Regions from separate parts of the Homo sapiens genome. Here region 2 is linked to region 1. A link is a loop called in an ENCODE intact Hi-C map of the cell type or tissue named here. Cell type or tissue: MCF 10A. All regions are shown on one strand. Links, peaks and the distances in the headings refer to the core of each region. The heading gives the core; the rest is flanking DNA. Region 1 has its middle 52 kb from the start of POU4F2. Region 2 overlaps TTC29 (tetratricopeptide repeat domain 29).

What was found. Hi-C counts contacts between places; a loop is a spot of excess contacts. Peaks named below come from ENCODE experiments on the same cell type or tissue, not always from the same donor. Only the 100,000 strongest peaks of a DNase experiment are listed, where the experiment ranks them.
Region 2: it touches region 1 in a loop (18-fold over the local background); 5 of 110 quality-filtered maps call a loop at or near these places.

The regions. Positions count from the first base shown.
Region 1 is chr4:146,582,091-146,591,968 of GRCh38, reverse strand. No RefSeq gene overlaps it. Among named protein-coding and RNA genes, the nearest start is that of POU4F2, 52 kb to the left of the region's middle. In MCF 10A, for the core only: a CTCF peak has its summit at 8,914 (motif pointing left); a DNase peak (open chromatin) is centred at 5,728.
Region 2 is chr4:146,911,452-146,921,329 of GRCh38, reverse strand. All of the region lies in intron 4 of TTC29 (tetratricopeptide repeat domain 29), which reads left to right. Among named protein-coding and RNA genes, the nearest start is that of TTC29-AS1, 18 kb to the left of the region's middle. In MCF 10A, for the core only: a CTCF peak has its summit at 4,667; a DNase peak (open chromatin) is centred at 4,659.

The DNA.
Region 1 (9,878 bases), core at 1,198-9,197:
GAGATGATTCTATCAGCATCAATGCCCTGCGGGGGAGGACATTCAGCAACACAGTCTTCCTGCATTAGGAGACACACTTCAAGGCTGGCCCCTAAGAGAGGCTCTATTTTAATAAGCCAGGTAAGCTGGGCATGGTGGCAGGTGCCTGTCGTCTCAGCTCCTCAGGAGGCTGAGACAGGGGTATCCCTTGAGGACAGGAGTTCGAAGCTACAGTAAGCTATAATCGCGCCTGTGAACAACCACTGCACTCCAGCCTGGGCACAGTGATGAGACCCCATCTCTAAATAATAATAATAATAATAATAATAATAATAATAATAATAATAAGCCAGGTGAATGTTTTCCATAAAAAGTGGTCTCCCTCTTAATGAAAGCCTTATTAAACAACCTCAGAAGTATTGTGACTCAAATTCCAAGCCAACAAAACAAAGAATCTTAAGTATATTTTTTAAACTTAAAGTTAGCCTCAGTCAGGTACTTTGTGAACCACTGATTTTCTTACTAAAGAGAAATCAATCCGATCCTCCCTTCCATTATGTAGAGGGATGTGTGTGGTCTCAGGAGTGATGGATTAGAGAACACCAAGGAAAACATCTGTCACCTTATCCTTTTAGATGGAAGAAACTATTTTGTCCATGCGGATGGAAGGCCATGAAGAACTTCCTCTGCCATTACTAACTGAGGGCCCATTGTATGAATTGACTATGTGAAAGCAACTAGAGGCCAGGTCCCTGGTGCCATCGTGTGTGCATTAGCTTCAAACCATCATCAGAATGACTGAACCATGAGCCCACAAAGCTCTGTCTGCTATAGGCACGAACCCTGACTTCCCTCTGCAGTGATTCACAGCCTCTTCACCTTTGTCAGCCCAAGAATCTACCAGAGTTAATCCCTTCGTATTCTCCATCCCTGTTTACTTCAGCAGCCTCAAGAAGGCCAGATGAGGCCTCTTCACTCCAACACTCAGCCCCATATGGCTCTGTTAACCCCGTAATAATCTGACCTGATCTTTCTCCCTCCTGCCAGCAGTGTTCCTGTCTCTGTTCCCTCTGGAACTCACATCTGTCATCAACAAAAATCCCCCATAGCCTTAATCTCATCTTGCTGGAACTCTAACCTGGCTCTCCCCTGAGGACACTACTTTCCCTACAGTTCCCTCAGGTGGTGAATCTTTTTGTCTCCTAAAACTGGGCCCAGAAGTCGTAGCTATTCTCTGTGCCCTTCCTTGCCACTTCCAGGCCATGGTTTTGCCTCTTCCCCAAACCTCTCAACTCCTTCAAATCTCATGCCTTTGTGAATTCTACCCATCACACATCCCTGTTGCAGTCACCAAGGACTCCCAGATCACTCTTCATCAATCCTTAAAGATTTTTGCTCTTGGTTCATTGTCAACCTCTCCAGTCATCTTAATATCACTGAGCTAATTCTTCCAGGAAGGTGAGTTTGAGGGCCTTAACTACCTCTTTGAAATCTCTTCAGCTATCTTTGCCATTTATTCTCTGAAAACGTCATCCAACCTTATGGCTTTAAATGCTATCTACTGAGGCCCCCCAAATTTGTATCTTCAGTCCCTGTCTCTCACCCAGGCTCCAGACTTACATACCCAACTGGACACTGAAACTCTTCACTTGGATGTCTAATAGAATCTCAAACTTAACATCTAAAAAGTAACAATTTATTTATTTGAGCGATGCCCCTCCCACCAAAACCTGCCCTTTCTTACAAAGTGGTAACTCCAGTCTCCTAGCTAGTCAGGCCCAAAATATTGGAGTTGTCTTAAGTGCTTTCCATCACATTCCACATCTAATCTTAAATTCCATTGGCTCCACCTTCAAAACATTTGCAAAACCTTATTGCTTTGTACCACTTCCTCAGATACCATCAGCTCCATCAAAGATGACAGCCATTGGCTTCCTAACTAACTTGACTGCTGCTCTGCTGTCCTCGGCTTTCCCAGCCTATTGTCCACCTAGAAGCCTGAGTGATCTTTCCAGAATGCAAGCCGGATCATCACTCTCTTCTGCTTGAAACCCTCCAATGGCCCTCCAGCTCACTTTTTCCAAAAGCTTTACCCTGGTCTGCAAGAACTCAACTGACCTGAGCCCCAGATACCCCTTGGCCTTCCCTGTGACCCCTCCCCCTCCACCCCAGGCTCACTATGGTCTAGCCTCCCTAGCCCTGTTATGGCTCCTCCCATACCCCAGGCATACTCTTGCCTCAGGGCCTCTGTATTCACAGTTTCTCTGTCTGGAACATTTCCCCCTGCAAATATCCACTTGGTTCCCTCCCTCACTTCACTTAGGTCTCTATTCAACTATCACCTCCTCTGAGAGGCCTTCCCCAGTCCTCAATTTAAAATTGCACATCTACGCCATGACTAACTTCCCCTTTTTCCTTTTTTTCCCCACAGCACTTACCCTCATGTGATGCATTATATACTTTCTTTATTTATTTATCATTAGCTCCTTCCACTAGAACCAAAATTCTAATTTCACCCTAACATTTAGCTTTATGAAAGCATGATTTTATCTATTCATCACTCTATATCCCAGCAACCCATGCCCTCACTAAATATTTCTTTTTTTATTTGTGATATTTCTTTTAATACATTTTATTTAACATTCATCCAATAAATATTTACCGAGTACAACCTATATGCTAGGCATTGAAGCAATAATGATTATAAAATAGACACACATTTTGTCCTCATGAAGCTTACAGTTTAATGTAGGTGGGAGAGGCAATAGATACTGCACAGTAACATATGCTATGGTGGGGGTGGCACAGGGTGCCATAGGGGCAGAGAATAGAAGCTCTTCCAGGTTAGAGGAGATAGAATTTCAGAGATAAAACTCCTAGAAATTAAAGTCTTTCATTTCTGCTCCCAACTGCTTAGTTATCAGAATAGACTGAATATAGAACCAAATAATAAATGCTTTACAACATCCTCACAACATCCTATGTAGTAAGTCCTACTCTTATCAGTTCTCAGGTGAAGGAATGGAAGTACAGAGAGAGTGGCAAGTTGACAAGAGTTACAGAGATAGAAAAGTGGCACAGAAAGGAAACAAACTCAGGCAGTATGGCTTCAGAGCCTGTGCTTTTAACCACTATCTTAAACATACTCTCTGAGCAGCATGCATGTGTGATAATTTGTTAACGAATAAAGTCCTCTAGGTATTTTCTAGCTGCATGTATAGGTAAGGCTTGGTACAGACTATATGAATAGTTTGGTTTTCAAAAAAGGTTTTATCAGCATGACCTAGAATGCAGAAAGACTACTTTTGTCTAAAAATTAAAATCAAATCATCTTATTTGTACTGTGATGTGAACGTCTAACACTGGTATTCACTAACCATTAATATAAAAAGAATGCAGTAGGAGCAGCTCTTTGTAATCCCCCCTTCCCTCTGTCTTTTGACATTCTCTCTTTTTTCCCCCTTTCAATTCTTTTTATTTATTTATTTATTTTTATTATACTTTAAGTTCCTAAAACCATAAAAACCCTAGAAGAAAACCTAGGCAATACCATTCAGGACATAGGCATGGGCAAGGACTTCATGTCTAAAACACTAAAGGCAATGGCAACAAAAGACAAAATTGACAAATGGGATCTAATTAAACTAAAGAGCTTCTGCACAGCAAAAGAAACTACCATCAGAGTGAACAGGCAACCTACAGAATGGGAAAAAACGTTTGCAATCTACTCATCTGACAAAGGACTAATATCCAGAATCTACAAAGAACTCAAACAAATTTACCAGAAAAAAACAACCCCATCAACAAGTGGGTGAAGGATATGAACAGACGCTTCTCAAAAGAAGACATTTATGCAGCCAACAGACACATGAAAAAATGTTCATCAGCACTGGCCATCAGAGAAATGCAAATCAAAACCACAATGGGATACCATCTCATACCAGTTAGAATGGTGATCATTAAAAAGTCAGGAAACAACAGGTGCTGGAGAGGATGTGGAGAAATAGGAACACTTTTACACTGTTGGTGGGACTGTAAACTAGTTCAACCATTGTGGAAGACAGTGTGGTGATTCCTCAAAGATCTAGAACTAGAAATACCATTTGACCTAGCCATCCCATTACTGGGTATATACCGAAAGGATTATAAATCATGCTGCTCTAAAGACACATGCACATGTATGTTTATTGCGGCACTATTCACAATAGCAAAGACTTGGAACCAACCCTAGCCCTCACTAAATATTTCTTGATTGAAGTAAATCATCCAAATGCTGTAAATGCAGGAAATACTTTTATACTCTTACTTTCATGATGTTTTCCCCAGAAACCAGCACCAACTTCAATAGAAATTATCTCTGTTAACATTTCCAAAAGAATCACTTAATACCTACCAAATACATGTTGAGCACCTACTATATGCCAGACATTATCCTAGGTGCTGGGGGCATAATATTAAACGAAAAAAATATCTTGTGTTCCTGGATCTTCTGGAAGGGGAGATTGAATAAATATGCAAATAATTAAAATATATGGAATGGAGGATAGTCTCAAGTGCTGAAAAGAAAAAGTAAAGAAGGCATATATAAGATATCAGGGGTTGAAGAAACTGGAATTTCAAGTAATGTGGCCAGGCAATGCCTCAAAGAGAAGACACTTTTTGAAGGAAAGGGAGGATAGCAAAATGAGGAAGCAAAGAAGTTGTCAGCATAAATTGCATGTTCTAGGACTAGGAAGGAAGCCAGTGTGACTGGTGCAGAGAGAACAAGAGAGAGAGTGAAAAGTGATGAAAGTTAGGGAGGTAAAGAGGCCAGATCATATAGGATCTTAAAGGCAAGAGTTAGCAGCTTTTCTTTTACCCTTAGTAAGGAAGAAGCCACTGGAAGGTTTTGAGAAGATAAATGACATTACTTGCCTTAAGTTTTTCAGGATGACTCTGGCTATTGCGCTGAGAATAGACTGCAGAGGGTGTGGGCAGAAGAGAGCAAGGCTAGTACACTAATCTAGATGATAGCTGAGTGGCTTGGGCCAGAGAAGGAGTAGAGCAGATGGTGAGAAGTGGTCTCCTTCTAGATATATTTTAAAGGTAGAACTGCCAGGTTTTGCAGATACACTGAATGTGGGTTATGAGAAAAGTAAGGGAGTTAAAGATGCCACCAAAGTGATTGGCCTGAGCAAGTGGAGAAAGGTGATGTCTTAAATTGAGCTGGTGAAGGTTGCAGGAGAAGGTGACTTGGGAGGAAAAATCAGGAGCTCAATTTTGACTATGTTTAGACTAAGATGCTTGTTACGTATGTATACAATTAATGTGTCAAGTAACAAATATGTGTTTCTGGAAAAGACATTTTTGGACATCAAGTCTAGATTGATTATTTAAATTGTTTTTTATCATTTTAATAAAAGAATTGGAAGCAGCCTGTATAAGTCAAAATAATACAGAAATTTCAAGCAAAAATGAATTATTCCAAGGAGTTAGAAGCTCACACAATTATTGAAAAAATGGATGCCAGGAAAGATTTTCAGGAAATCCAGAAATTCAGTGATCATAGAGAAGCACTACTGATGATCACTTCTATTTTCTTGATGAGGTAGGATGTAAGGTAACATGCTGAGAATAAGAGGGATAAAGAGGGTTGTGGATAGGGTTTTTGAGGAAGCAGTAAAAGACACACTTGCTCACCAAAAAAATGTCTCTGCTGAGCCTGTCCCTGATTTCTCAAACAAATAGCTAGGATTGCGACATAATGGGATTTCATGCTGTTCTCCTGTTCTGGTGCAACTCTATGAACATTTAAAGTAGTTCTGTTTAAAAGCTCTTTTAGGAGCACAGCTACACACTAGCAGACAATAAGAGATGCAAGCAGAACTCAACTCTGAACTTGTGAAACGCAGATTTACAGCCTACCCTAGAGATTCTGATTCATTAGGTTTGGGGTGAGGTCCAGGAATTTTTCATAAGTACCACAGATGATTTTGCACGCTGTGATAAACACTGCTCTGAGTGGCTCCCAAACAGAAGCTGTTGACAGGAACAGCTGCTAAGAATTAGGGGTGCCTTTGGTTGGCAGTGGGAGCCACTGTCACCTAAAAGCAGCCTTTGAAAGCAGTAAGTTGCTCAGAGAGAAAAAGTCTTATTATAACAGAATGCTAAAGATTTCCGTCATTCATTACTCTAGAGTGAATCACCCTCCAAGGCCTACTGTCTACCCCAATAGCTGAAGAAGTAGAGATTTCTGGTCTTTTTTTTTTTTTTTTGATTCTCAATGAAGATAAGAAATAGCAATTCTCGCCAGAAAATTTCTCAGGTTAAGCTTATAAACTCTAGCCTTTGAATCATTTACAAATTTTAAAATAATAACCTGGCACGCAGATATTTAGCCAGGGCAATATGTCCAAAAGAAACTTTAAAAACATCAAGTTTTTCCGGGGCTAGTATTAACTTTCAACTGTATTTAGCCTGATAGGAGATGTGGGCAGAGATAATCATATAGTACTTTTAATTGTCAAATAAATACCAAACAGATCAACTTGACGTGATAGTTGCAGATTTTTTTTTCTTAATGTGTCTGATTTCATTTTTTACCCTAGATCAAGCTTGTCCAACCTGTGGCCCAGAGGCCACATGTGGCCCAGGACAGCTTTGAGCGCAGTTCAACACAAATTCGTAAGCTTTCTTAAAACATTTTGAGATTTTTTTTTGCCACTTTTTTTTTTTTTTTAGCTCATCAGCTATCATTAGCATTAGTGTATTTTGCGTGTAGCCCAAGACAATTCTTGTTCTTCCAACATGGCCCAGGGAAGCCAAAAGATTGAACATCCCTACCCTAGAGGATTGCTTAATCAAGGTGTAACTGTGCTAACATTAAGAAAAAGTTTCAACCATTTATATAAAAGTAGTATGCCAGAATAGAGTTGGTATGTTTTCCTAAAAAATTAAAAAATTTCTACTTATTACCAGCAACTACTTAACAGCCCATATTATTTAACTCAATGAATTAAATTAATCCCATGAAATAAAATATGAGATAGGGATGATATCTGAATTCATTTTTATTCATGGCTAGAGACTATGAAGATTCTTTTGACAAGCCCTTAAAAATCTTGTGGGTGATGTTAAAAACTTCAATGTACAAGTGCTGATTCAATTTGGGGGTGCGGGTAGGGACCTCCTGATTTGACACAGTCAATTCTATACAGAGAACATGAGACTAGAAAACCCCCAAGCCATACAAAGGCTGCTGGAGTGTTCACATGTTCATTACCTGAATTTTCTAATGCTGAACAACTGAGGGATATGAATATGCAAAGCTCATAGACTCTGCCCAGCATCAGCCTCTTTCAGCCTCTCCTTTTTCTGAAAAGGAAGTCACAGTGTCTCTGGCTTTCTAAGCTCTGTGTTCTGAATTCCCAAAGCAAGCAGGAGAAGAGAGGGTGTAGGTTTTTATGTGCTTGTTTGTTTTTATAGCAAAAACCAAATTTGCCTTTTTCAGAGTATGTGCTTCCAGATCAATATCAGAATTTAGCCAGTGACTCCTCATGCATTTGCCTCCCAGAATTAGTACACATGGTTGTCCCAGAGGCAAAACGAGAAATCTCATTGGCTCGGCATCCTGAACTGTCTCAAGTGAGTTGCAAGTTCTTGTAGTTTTCTTCTGTTTCTCTGTGTGTGTTTTTTATGATACACAATAAGTGTACACTTTATGGGATACATATGACATCTTGATACATGCATACGATGTGTAATGATCAAATCAAGTAATTGGGATATCCATCACCTCAAACATTTATCATTTCTTTACATTGGAAACATTCCAAATCTTCTGGTCTAGCTATTTTGAAATATACAAAGTATTATTAACTCTAGTCACCTTACTGTGCTGTTGAACACTAGAATATATTTCTTCTATCTAACTGTATTTTTGTACACATTTACCAACCTTTCTCCATCCTCATCCTACCACTTACCCTTCCCCAACTCTGATAACTGCCATTCTACTATCTATCTCCATGAGATCTATGTTTTTTAAGTTCCTATGAATGAATGAGAACATGAGATAGTTGTCTTTCTGTGCCTGGCTTATTTCACTTAACACAATGTCCTCCAAGTTCATCCATGTTACTGCAAATGACAGGATTTCATTCTTTTTTATGGCTGAATAGTATTCTACTGTGTATATATATCACAGTTTCTTTATCCATTCATCCGTTGATTCACAGTTAGGTTGATTCCATATTTTTTTTTTTTTTTCTGAGATGGAGTCTTGCTCTGCTGCCCAGGCTGGAGTGCAGTGGCGTGATCTTGGCTCACTGTAAGCTCCGCCTCCCGGGTTCACGCCATCCTCCTGCCTCAGCCTCCCAAGTAGCTGGGACTACAGGGGCGTGCCACCACACCCAGCTAATTTTTTTGTATTTTTAATAGAGATGGGGTTTCACCATGTTAGCCAGGATGGTCTTGATCTCCTGACCTTGTGATCTGCCCACCTCGGCCTCCCAAAGTGCTGGGATTACAGGCGTGAGCCACTGTACCTGGCCGATTCCATACCTTGGCTATTGTGAATAGTGCTGCAATTAACATGGGAGTACAGATATCTCTTTGACTTACTGATTTTTTTTCTTTTAGATATATCTATGTGCTTTTAAAACCCATTATTTGCACTTTATATATTTCTATAACTCTACGCTCAAGATTTGTTAAAACTCCCAGTCCTTTCCAAGAATTTGTGCTTGTTTGTCCATTCTATCAAACATTAATTTTGTGTAACAGTGACTAGTTCAGATAAGGATATCTCCTAAATCTACCAGTATACTTTACATTTTACCAAGTGGAAGACACACTGCCTTCTCTCATAGTCCATCTGTAACCTCCTTTCCTTCCCTTTTCCACTCTGTGCTGAACAGCAAACAGCAACCAAACTATCTTGGGCCAACAATACCATCTACTGGTCATGGTGATAAACTACTAAAACCGCTTGAGCATATTCACAAGCCATGTTCTCCTATTTATTCTATAATCAAAACTCAATAAATTATCTTGGAAATTTTTCAGCAAGTGAAAACTATATACACTCAGGCCATCTCAGTCACCAAAAGAAGCCCCAATTCACCACTCATCGTTGTAAACCACATTCTTGTATAGCTCTGTTCATTTCTTTATATGACCCAATCTCACACCCTTTCCCACAATACACTCTTCCACCCTGTTCCTTGGAGTTCACTGTGGGTCATTAGCAAAATTTCCTATATCCTTGAAGTAGTCTCTACATCACCTTCGTCTCTTTATTCTAAATGAAACCTGATCTTTCTGCAGCTATGAATAGTCACTGCCAATTTCAGCTTATCCTCCTTTCCTTCTCCCTAAACACATCCTTGCTTCCTCTGAAGTTCAGCCATGGGTCACCTCACTGCTCCATATGTCCAATCATCTACAGACTTCATAGTCACTTCGCATTATTCCTTGAAGATTCTCATGCCTTACCCACTGTCATCTCCCCAACAGCAGTTTTCTCCTAATTCTTGGTGATTTCAATATCATTGAAAAGATCCTTACAATAATCTAGCCCCTCAGGCTCTTGGTGCTCTCTCCTGCCATCATCTTGTCCTCCACATCACTCCAGCTACCTGTTCTTATGGTTGCACTCTAAACCTTACGAGTATCAATAACTGCACCCCCTTTCATGTCAATTTCAGATGTCATATACTCCCACCACTACTTTCCAAGTCTCCATCTCATTCTGATCATTTTCAAGCCACACAAGAAACATATATCTATTGACCTTAGCATCTATTTCTCACTTCCTCATATCTGCATTTACCTCTATCCTCAATTAAGATTCAACAGTTCAACATGATAACCATTACCTTATATAATCCCAATTCCCTTGTCCTTCTCTTCCACCATCA
Region 2 (9,878 bases), core at 843-8,842, 330 kb before region 1:
ACTAATTCCATATTCTTAGTTATAACTAGTAATTTTCTAAATGTTTAGATAGGTGCAATAAAATTAATATGATATTCAGGAAAACAAGATCTTTATATACAAGATCTTTTATATATACACAGATGTTTTCTAGCCAAAGCATTTTATTATGTTCTGGAAGTTTATCATATACATATAGTCTGTGAAAACTCCTGGCTTCACTGTTCATGTGCGCAGCGCACACTTACTTTGCAACGGTAATTAAAGAGCACATAATATGAAAGATTTATTTACATGACTTACAGTTCGGTAGTTATCTTTTAAGCATTCAAGTTTGATAGGGAAATGTATTCTAATTTTATTTTTAGATAAGGGGAAAATCAAAATATGTTGAGTCAAATGAGGAACTATTTCTATAATAGAAACTTAAAAACCCAAAGAAGAAATGAGATCAACTGCTGCTCTTAAGTAGTCAGAACTTGACATTTCTCTTAAGGTATTTCTCACCCAAGACATATAGAATATATATAATTTCTCACCCAAGACATACAGATTTCTCACCCAAGACATATAGAATATTTATATCTAAAAATATAGAACTGGAGTCATCTTAAGAATCATTTGGTTTCTTTTTAAAAATTTTATCAAAAAAGGGGCTCAAGAGAGTGTAGTTAATGGAGTACCAATGATTGATTTGTAAAAGATAAGTTTTATAAGTGTATATACTTTTTTCTCATGACAAAATATCATTACTTCACTAGAAGACATGCCATAGTAAGAGAAATACACATGCAGTTTTTGTTATTTACCCCTACACTATCTTCCATTACATTACTGAAAAGAGCATGAATAATGTTTTGTTTTCATTTTTAATTTATGTGATTTTTTTCCCTTTGTATTTTAAACGTTATATTTCTCTTAAAAACTTGTCATGTTTACAACTCAATGTATACTATTTTTCTTGCCATTATTTTTAATATGTTTAAAGTATTATAGGGAAATATATGTTTAGAGGGGGCAACATTAGAATATATATGACGAACCTATAGGTGTAAAGAATTGATTGTTTTACCTTTCTCAGAGAAAGCTCCTCATGTAGTTGTTTAGTATGAAAGGTTTTTTCTTGAAAAGGTTAAAAAAGTTCTAATCAACTTTTGTACATTATGTAGAACTTCATTTTCTAAACTCTGCAAAAGAAAGTTTCATATTTAATGGGGAATCATGAATTATTCCATTTATTATCTACTTCCTCCTTTCAAAGACATGATCTGGATAAAAGGCGGGGTGAATAATTTCAAAAAATACAATACATTTTTAATGGGAAGGTGCAAACTACAGATTCTCATGACTATTAGCAAGTGTAGAGGAAACAGAATTTTACTTGCAAAACTTGTCAAATTCTTGCAAAGATAAAATGTATGACATACTTTAGTAAAAAAAAATGCAGTGAGCTGAAGTTTTCTTTATAATGCAACTTGTTTTTACTAAGTTTGTTCTTTATATTCTCCAGCTTTTCATTTTTAATAAAAGTTTGATATTTCCCTGAATGTATATGGGAAGTTGATAGTTCTTTTATTTATAATGCTGTGTAGAAAACTAAAAGAAAATTTTAAATGATGTTATTTGAGAAAAAGTTTTCCAAACAATAAAATTTCAAAAAATGTGGAGGGTATCATAGAATTATGTTTCAAAAAACAGAGTGTCAGTGTGAAGATGGGTGGTTTTAAAAAGAAGAACACAACAGAGTGAATATCATATTCTATGGAGTTTTTTGTTAATAGAAATTATAAATACAAATTTAGACAAAAATGATCATTTGATGAGTGAGTATGATGATATTTACATGTATATTTAGTCCACTCTTTGTAGTCCTGTGATATGAAGCTCATTTTTTGTTTCCCTCCTCTTTTCCTCATGTTTCTTCTTGTTATATTAGGACACATAATACACCAGAATTGTATTACTTATTTGAATTTATTTTGTATCATTATAACTCAATTTAAAAGCTAAGATTATTTCCAGGGTTTATTTTTCAGCTTAGGTTTAACTGGTTTTTCTATAGTAGAGAAGTACAGTGTAATCTGAAAGAAAAGAACAAGAATCCATATGATTTGCTGCAGTTAGCCAAAGGTGTTTGGAGTCGTGTTGTAATCCTGGCTTGAAAATACTGTCCCTGAAAAATTCTCCTTTAACACTCATTTAATATCTTTCCATGTGGAATCTTTGGCTTAAAATTTTTCTACACAAATTATTTTGTATAAAGTTTGAATTTCTCAAAGGAGTTTGGAAGTAATAAGACTTTTATCAAAATTGCATATGTAATTAACCTCATATAAGGAGCTTTTCTTCCAATCCTTTTTTACCAGACTACTAGAGAAGTTTTCATTAAAGGCAGTTACTTTTTGTGAGATCAACAAATGTTTCTAAAACAAACAGTATTTTTTTAAGTCTTAAAAATGTGTATGTTTGAGGTTTTTCGATAAAGAAAATGAATGATGCTGAAGTGCTGTGCGACAGCTACCGTGGGTAACTATTTTGGTAATACTTTCTATTGTCTGATGAATAGTTTATCCATTCCTGGTTGATAACAATTACTGTACTTGAAATATTTGATTAAATGGGAATCACTTGAATAAATAACTTTGAGCAAGTGGGCACATAAAAAATGCCTTTATGTTATTAAGGAAATTATCTAAAGTTATTGTAAAGATTATAGTCCTGTACTATTTGCTAAATAAGCATGCTTTCCTCTGATATTTGTTAATAATCATCAATGAAAATATAGTTTGGTTTATAAACATTTGTTGATCTCACAAAAAGTGACTGCCTTTAATGCAAAACATCAGTTCTATCAAAATAGAATCTGTGAAATAATTTCTGTCCCATTCTACACAAATATTTCATAACTTCTAAAATATAATCACCCATGTTGAAATGAATTCTTATCAGGCTATTGAGAGAATCTTTACTGATCAAATTTTTAGATATTTTTATTATTCGTTGAGTTATATTAGTGATAGTACTATTTACAAAATGCCAGAGGATAAACTTTATTCCTTAATTATTACTAGTTTTTTTCTTAAAAAATAAAGGTTGAACTTAGGTTAGTTTTTTCAAAATAGCATTTTTCAATTTGTATATATACTTTTAAAATGTTGAAATTCTGACTATGCTTTTCTTTATTATTAATAGATAAAAAATCCAAAAATACAAAGCAAAACTTGCATATGTAACAGTTTCGTCTAAAGTTCAAATTAGTAAACGCGTAACTGTTTTGATAATCACATAAAAATTCTATTCCATAAAATGTTCTGGGGGGCAGATTTTATTTATGTATTTAAAATTGTTAAATTGGCCTATCTACCTAAATTGAGTCTAAATCAAAACTGAAACAGAATGCTATATTAATATTTATATTCTGACTTTTTGGTAATATTTTTATATTGCTTAATTTTTTCAGTTCATATAATAAAAGATGAAATCATTTATTTGGATAGCAATTCTAAGAAATTTTTAGAAAAATTATAAATTAATATATTGCATTAGACAATCTCTTTGGAATGAAGCTAAAATGTTATGTGACTCTTTACAAGGAGAATTTTATATAATTTTTATATATAATTTTATATAAATTGTGTATCATATAATTTAATATAAGTAATATAATATAAAATTTATATAATGCATAATTTTATATAAATATATAATATATAATTTATATAATATCTAATTATATATTATAAATAATATATAATGTATATAATATCTAATTGCATTTTATAAAAATTACATATAAATTATATAAATTTTACAGCAATATATAAAATATATAATGGTAAAATATAAGCATATCACAATATTTATACTTTCAAATTATATTTTTAATCTCTCAAAGTGAATATGGTCTATAAATTCTGCAAAAAAATCAAGATCATTATAATGGCTGTGATATTTAAATTATATGATTAGTCATAACATAATATTATAAAAAGAGCTTTTTAATTAAAATATGTTAAATTATAATACATTGAAATGATTGTATTGTGTTCATTATATGTTCAATATTCTTTAAGGAGGTTCTGAAATGTTTAGAGGACATTAATAACAATGTTCATTTTAATGATGAATTCTAGTTGTAATGACTATAATGAAAAATTCTTCTGATCCAAGTATAATAAATTCTACTTTTTGAGATGTTAACATGTAATAATTAAATTAAATCATATAGAAAATAAGCAGTAGTCATATTATTTATGATTGGTGGATGTATGAGATACAAAATGATTTGTTTTAGAGAATCCATCATAATTTAAAAGTGCTTTATATATATATTTTATTTGGATTAATAAAAATTTCTCATTAAATATGTGAATGTTTAAGTATAAAATATTTTTCTAATTTTTCCAAAAATAAGAATTGGATGCTTTGAAAACTGTTAATCTATGGTATGCCACCTGCCCTATTTACATTTTTAACAGTTGAATATTTGTTAACTGATCTCATAGACAGCTACATGTTTTGCTGTTACCAGATGGATGAGATAGAATACCATGCATAACTTTACATTTATCTTCTTTGTCAACTTATTTGCATATCAATTAAAATAATATCTGTATTAGGATGGATAGTGAAAGTTACCAAATTTACATGATGTAACTGCAGTTTGCTAAATTTCCAGTAGATGCCCCCAGAGACCAGTCAACTCATTGGAAATCATGTAAATTTAAAGACCTTTTTATATTGAAACTTCTTTCTTGCTATATTTTGAAGTGCATGGAAAATAAATTAAGAATTCTAAAAATCTTAACTCACTAATCTTTCTTACAAAATACATATATGGCTGTTGGTAGCCCAATTCTTAATCATTGCTAATCAATACTATGACTAATAATTGTGAACAACCTAAGCATTAAGAAAAATGCTTTCAGTTTTCATTATAATTCTATATGGCTTTAAAGTAAAAAGTCATTTTAAACACTCTCAAATTTTTTGTCTTTTTAACTTCTCTCTCTTTATACATTTATATGGCTAGGAAAATGCTATATTGTTATTTTAGCTTTTGGGAAAAAATAGCATTTTTACCAAAAACTATAAAACATAAACAACTCATATAATTTTTATCAGTTAGTAGGTGTATGTCAAGAAATGACTTTTTAAATTCTGATTACGATATACATAATATCTATCTACACCGAAAAAGATAGGTAAGAATAGTGATTCACTTTATTCCAAGGAAATTATATTAACTGAAGCTATTTAAGTATTAATTTAAGTCAATGTAATTATCCCGTAGGTGATTCCAGTAACATTTATCCCTACCATATGAATGTAAAACTGTTATAACTGACACATGGATAACCCACTCGTGACTTATAAATATTAACTTAATGAAATAAAAGTATTATCCTGACTTTTGATTAGATGTTACATATCTTTTGATTTTATCTTTGTCAGATTAAATGAAAATTTTATGATCTTGTTTTAAAGTACGGTTTTTTTATTGAACCGCTTTTGAAATATTTCACTGACTGTAAAGCTTCATCTTGATTCCATAATTCAGTTTATCCTATGAAAAAAATATGTTAAATATATCAGTCATATAATTGAATATACAATAATGCCTTTGATTTTAAAAATTCACCTAATAACTTATACAAAGACCTACTTAGGTGGTTTTATATTACTTGTTAGATTTATTAGTTTAGGTGCAGAGAAAGTAAAATAAATTGTAATTTCTATTCATTGCATCTATTCATCTTTTTTATATTTATAGAAGTATATGCTTTTTATCCTTTTAAATGTTTGTCTTTGTCAGTGTTTTTCCCGTTAGAGTTTACACCCTTGAGTGGGAACCATATCCATTTAATTTGCTCTTCCTGGATGCTGCTGGCTGTCTGCTCTCTCCTTTTAAAGAGAAGGATTTTCTGGGGGAGTCACAAAATGATACTGATCTCTGTCTCCAACCCAACCTAAACATGGATTGCCATGGATAAAGAGAATGGCTTACCAATTGAAAGATTGCATCATAATTGTCAAATAACATCAAATTCCTAATCAATGCAATAAATAAAACATTGTGTGGAGGAGGAGAAGAAGAAAAAGCAACAATACATGATATAATAGGAGGCAATGTAGGGAAATGGGAAGAATTCAGAATTTGCAACCAGAGGGAGCTGGGTGTGAATTCCAACTCTGCCATTTACTATTAATAACTTGTATGGCTTTGGGCAATTCACAACCTCACTGAAGACAGGTTTTTTAATTTGTAAAAATTGAAGTAGTTCTTTATACAGTTATTGTGCCAGTTAGAAATGATGTCTACACAGTGCCTGACACATTGTGGGTGTTCTATAAATAGTAGCTATTCAAAATAGTTTAAGGCAGAATTTTAAAACACTATAATATCTCCATGGCTGTTTAGCAGTAAATTCTCCATTTCCCAGCATCTCTATATATTCACCTGCTGTGGAGTTATGCCATATTGTTCAGCTCTGCTTTCTGTCAGTCTCTAGATTTTTTAAATCTCTGCATTTTTTTAGGGAGATGTTGATGTGAATTCAAAACAATTAACAACATCTCCATTGAATGAATAATGCCCTTAAATGGCAATAAAACCCATATGAAATGCTTGACTACTTAATTTCATTCTCAAATGCATTCTCAAGCTGCATCCCTTATCTCGTTGCAGCCCCAAGTATCTGCAGTGGCAAAGATCTTCCTCAGGATACATTCAGCATGTCCACGAATGTGACAACTTTTGCTTCTGTGAATGGCACGTTTTTTTCCTGTCAGATGAACTCTCCTCATATTTCCTAATATTAAATCTCTCCATAAATTTTACCAGCATTCTCTATTTTCATCCAGTATCATGGCATCAGTTCAAGAAGATTTTTCTTTTTCTGATGCTTAAAAACAGCATCTGTTAATTTAGACTAATATTCATAAAAGTTTTTTAATGTGTAAATGAAACCAAAGCCTAAAAAGTTTATGGCCAAATGAAATAATGATTAAGCGAATAAATCTGAGTTTTGTTTATATTTCTATTTGTGTTTAAAACAATTCTCTTTCATACAGCAAGTGAACTTGGGCTATGGTTCTCTGTTATGAAATTTAAAACCTGAGAAATTCAAATCTAATGGTAGAGATTGACATTCCTTTTTTTTAGATAGCCGATTTATTTTAATAAAAGAAGATTTTCTGGTTAAAAGAAATAATTTGCAATAACTATGAAGGTTTAGATAGGAACCTATTTATTAAACCACTATAATTGTCTTTTCTTGCTCTCAAATATTAGCAATGAGGCTTAAACAGTAGCATATTTGTATGCATAGGTATGTGCGCATGTGTGTAAAAAATAGAGATGATACCAGCATAGTTCTATATGCATATTTAAATACATTTCTATTTGTAACATCATCTGTAAAGAATGATCTTTTTTAAAAATGTACTAGAAATTTTAAAAATTGATATCAGTTATATATCACAGATGTTTGAAGCTGAAAGGCATTGTGGAAATGATTGTCCAACCCCTTCTGAATCACTTAGTGTTCTTTGGTCACAGACAGCAGAAATGGATTCTGACTAAATCAAGTGGAAATGATTTTATTGAAAGGTTATGGTGGAATTTAGAGGAGAACCCAGATCAGAAGAAAAAGACCAGACCCAGCCCTCTCAAATGGACGTAGTTAGCAGGAACTACGAGAGAATCTTGTCAAGATTCTTCCAGATTGATTGAGCACCAGCAACCTCCTACACCTTTATGTTGCTTGCCTCTGGTTTCAGAATTTTGGGAGAGAGACCAGTTGGCCTAATTTGGGTCAATAACCCACTCCTTGGCTAGGGAGTCCCTGAATTTCCATGCCACCAAGACTACACACAACGTGGGATTGGTTATTTCTGAAATACTTTTAGAATGTGCCTCCTGTGGACGTGGAGCTAGATGCTGGGTGGACCAAATCCAGCAAAAGCACCTTCATCTTCCAGGTGGGGAAAATGAGGCCCAGAGTGATTTTTCTGGATTTCTGACCCTGTTGTGATTAGAACTGAGACAGCCTTCTAACTGCCCTATCTAGCATTTATTTGTATCATTTATGGTCAATTTTAATTTTTATCTATTTATAATTTTCTTCATTTTGGCCCCCAAATGTTTTCTTCACTCCTAGGAAGATCGGCTGGCCGCCAGTGCATACACATACAAAGGTGGCATTGCTTGTGTGAGCAAGATTACAACCCCTTGTCCTCTCAGGCCTCCTATGTCACCCCCCAAACTGCCTTCTAGGGTAACACGTGGAGGTCCCCTCAGGCTCCTGAAACTCCAGTTATCTGAACCTTAACTCATTATCTTTCCCCAAACCTGTTCATCCTTTCGTGTTCCCCTCTTCAGCAAATTACTAATTACCCATTACCCAATCCCAAAACCTGGTTGTTATCCTTGCTCCTCCCTTTCCTTCACCCTTGATATCCTTTGAATCACCAAGTAACCCATATTTTTGTCTCCTTAAAATGTTTTGAAATCACCTACTTCTCTCTATCCTTCCAGCTTTACCCTGGTTCCACCCCCAGCACCTCTCCTTTCCACAACCACCAGTCTCCCATCTGTTCTTCCTGCTCCCGGTTTTACCCTCCTCCCCTCCCTTCTCTTGGATCAGGTGTGAATTTCTGACTCACAGACTCGAGAATGCTAAATTGAAAGTCTTTATTTTTTTATAACTTAATTTTAATTCCTGGCCCTGAGCCTTGATCCTCCCTAGTGTAAAAATCCAATCTTGTCACTCTCAGGTAAAGTCAGTCCAATTCGGCAGTTTCTCAGGTTGTTCAAGATTCTAAAACTTCTTCCCCTCACCCTATTTTCCTACACGGAAACAGCAGCGCACTACTCGGGGCTTCAGGGGAGTAGAGTTACTAGATTTAGCAAATAGAAATACAGACCATACAGTTCAGTCTGAGTTTCAAAAACAAGAAATTTTTTTTTAGAATAAGTATGTTCTGTGCAATATTTGGGGAATACTGCTAATAAAAAAATCATTCATTGTTTATCTGATGTTAAAATGTACCTGGGCATCCTACATTTTATCTGGTAACCCCCTGGGGTAACAACATTTATTTTCAGATCTTGACCTGGAACAAGCTTGTCCAACCCAGTGCCCGTGGGCCACATGCGGCCCAGGATGGCTTTGAATGTGGCCCAACACAAATTCATAAACTTTCTTAAAAAGGCTATGAGATTTTTTTGTGATTTTTTTTTTAGCTTATCAGCTATTGTTAGTGTTAGTGAATTTTATGTGTGGCCCAAGGCAATTCTTCTTCCAATGTGGCCCAGAGAAGCCAAAAGACTGGACACCTCTGACTTCTAGGACTTTGTAATTGTCACTGCATTTGTCTGGCCAGTATCCATTCCTTCCTCCATCTTTGCAGACATAGCTCTAGTTTTGCTTGGGGGCAGCAACATGCCCAAGAGCAGGCAGGGTATTTGTTTTTCCAGACTCCTTGCACCAAGGTGAGGAGTGGGGCTGTGACAGGGTTCTGGCCAATAAACAAGTGGAAATCCGCTAGTGGTTGCAGGAATGTTTCATTTTTCCCTAAAATAAGGGATGCCAGTGCCAACCCACTTTCCCTTTTCTTCCTGTCTTGAAAGTAGACCTAATGTCTGAAGCTGTAGCAGCCCTGTAGCAACCAGTAAGGGACCAGAAGGAGGGAAAGTCAAGATAACCCCAGAGACATGGTCTTGAACTTGCCAGGCTACTGAACCAAGGCCCTCAGCTGCCTGCCTTTAGGCAAGAAAATTAGAAACCTCCATTTTTCACAGCACTGTGAGACAAGTTTCTTTTACTTATAGCTGAATGCATTCCTAGCTTATGAAGTCCTTTACATGTGTCCATCTCTGATGTACTTGATCCGTC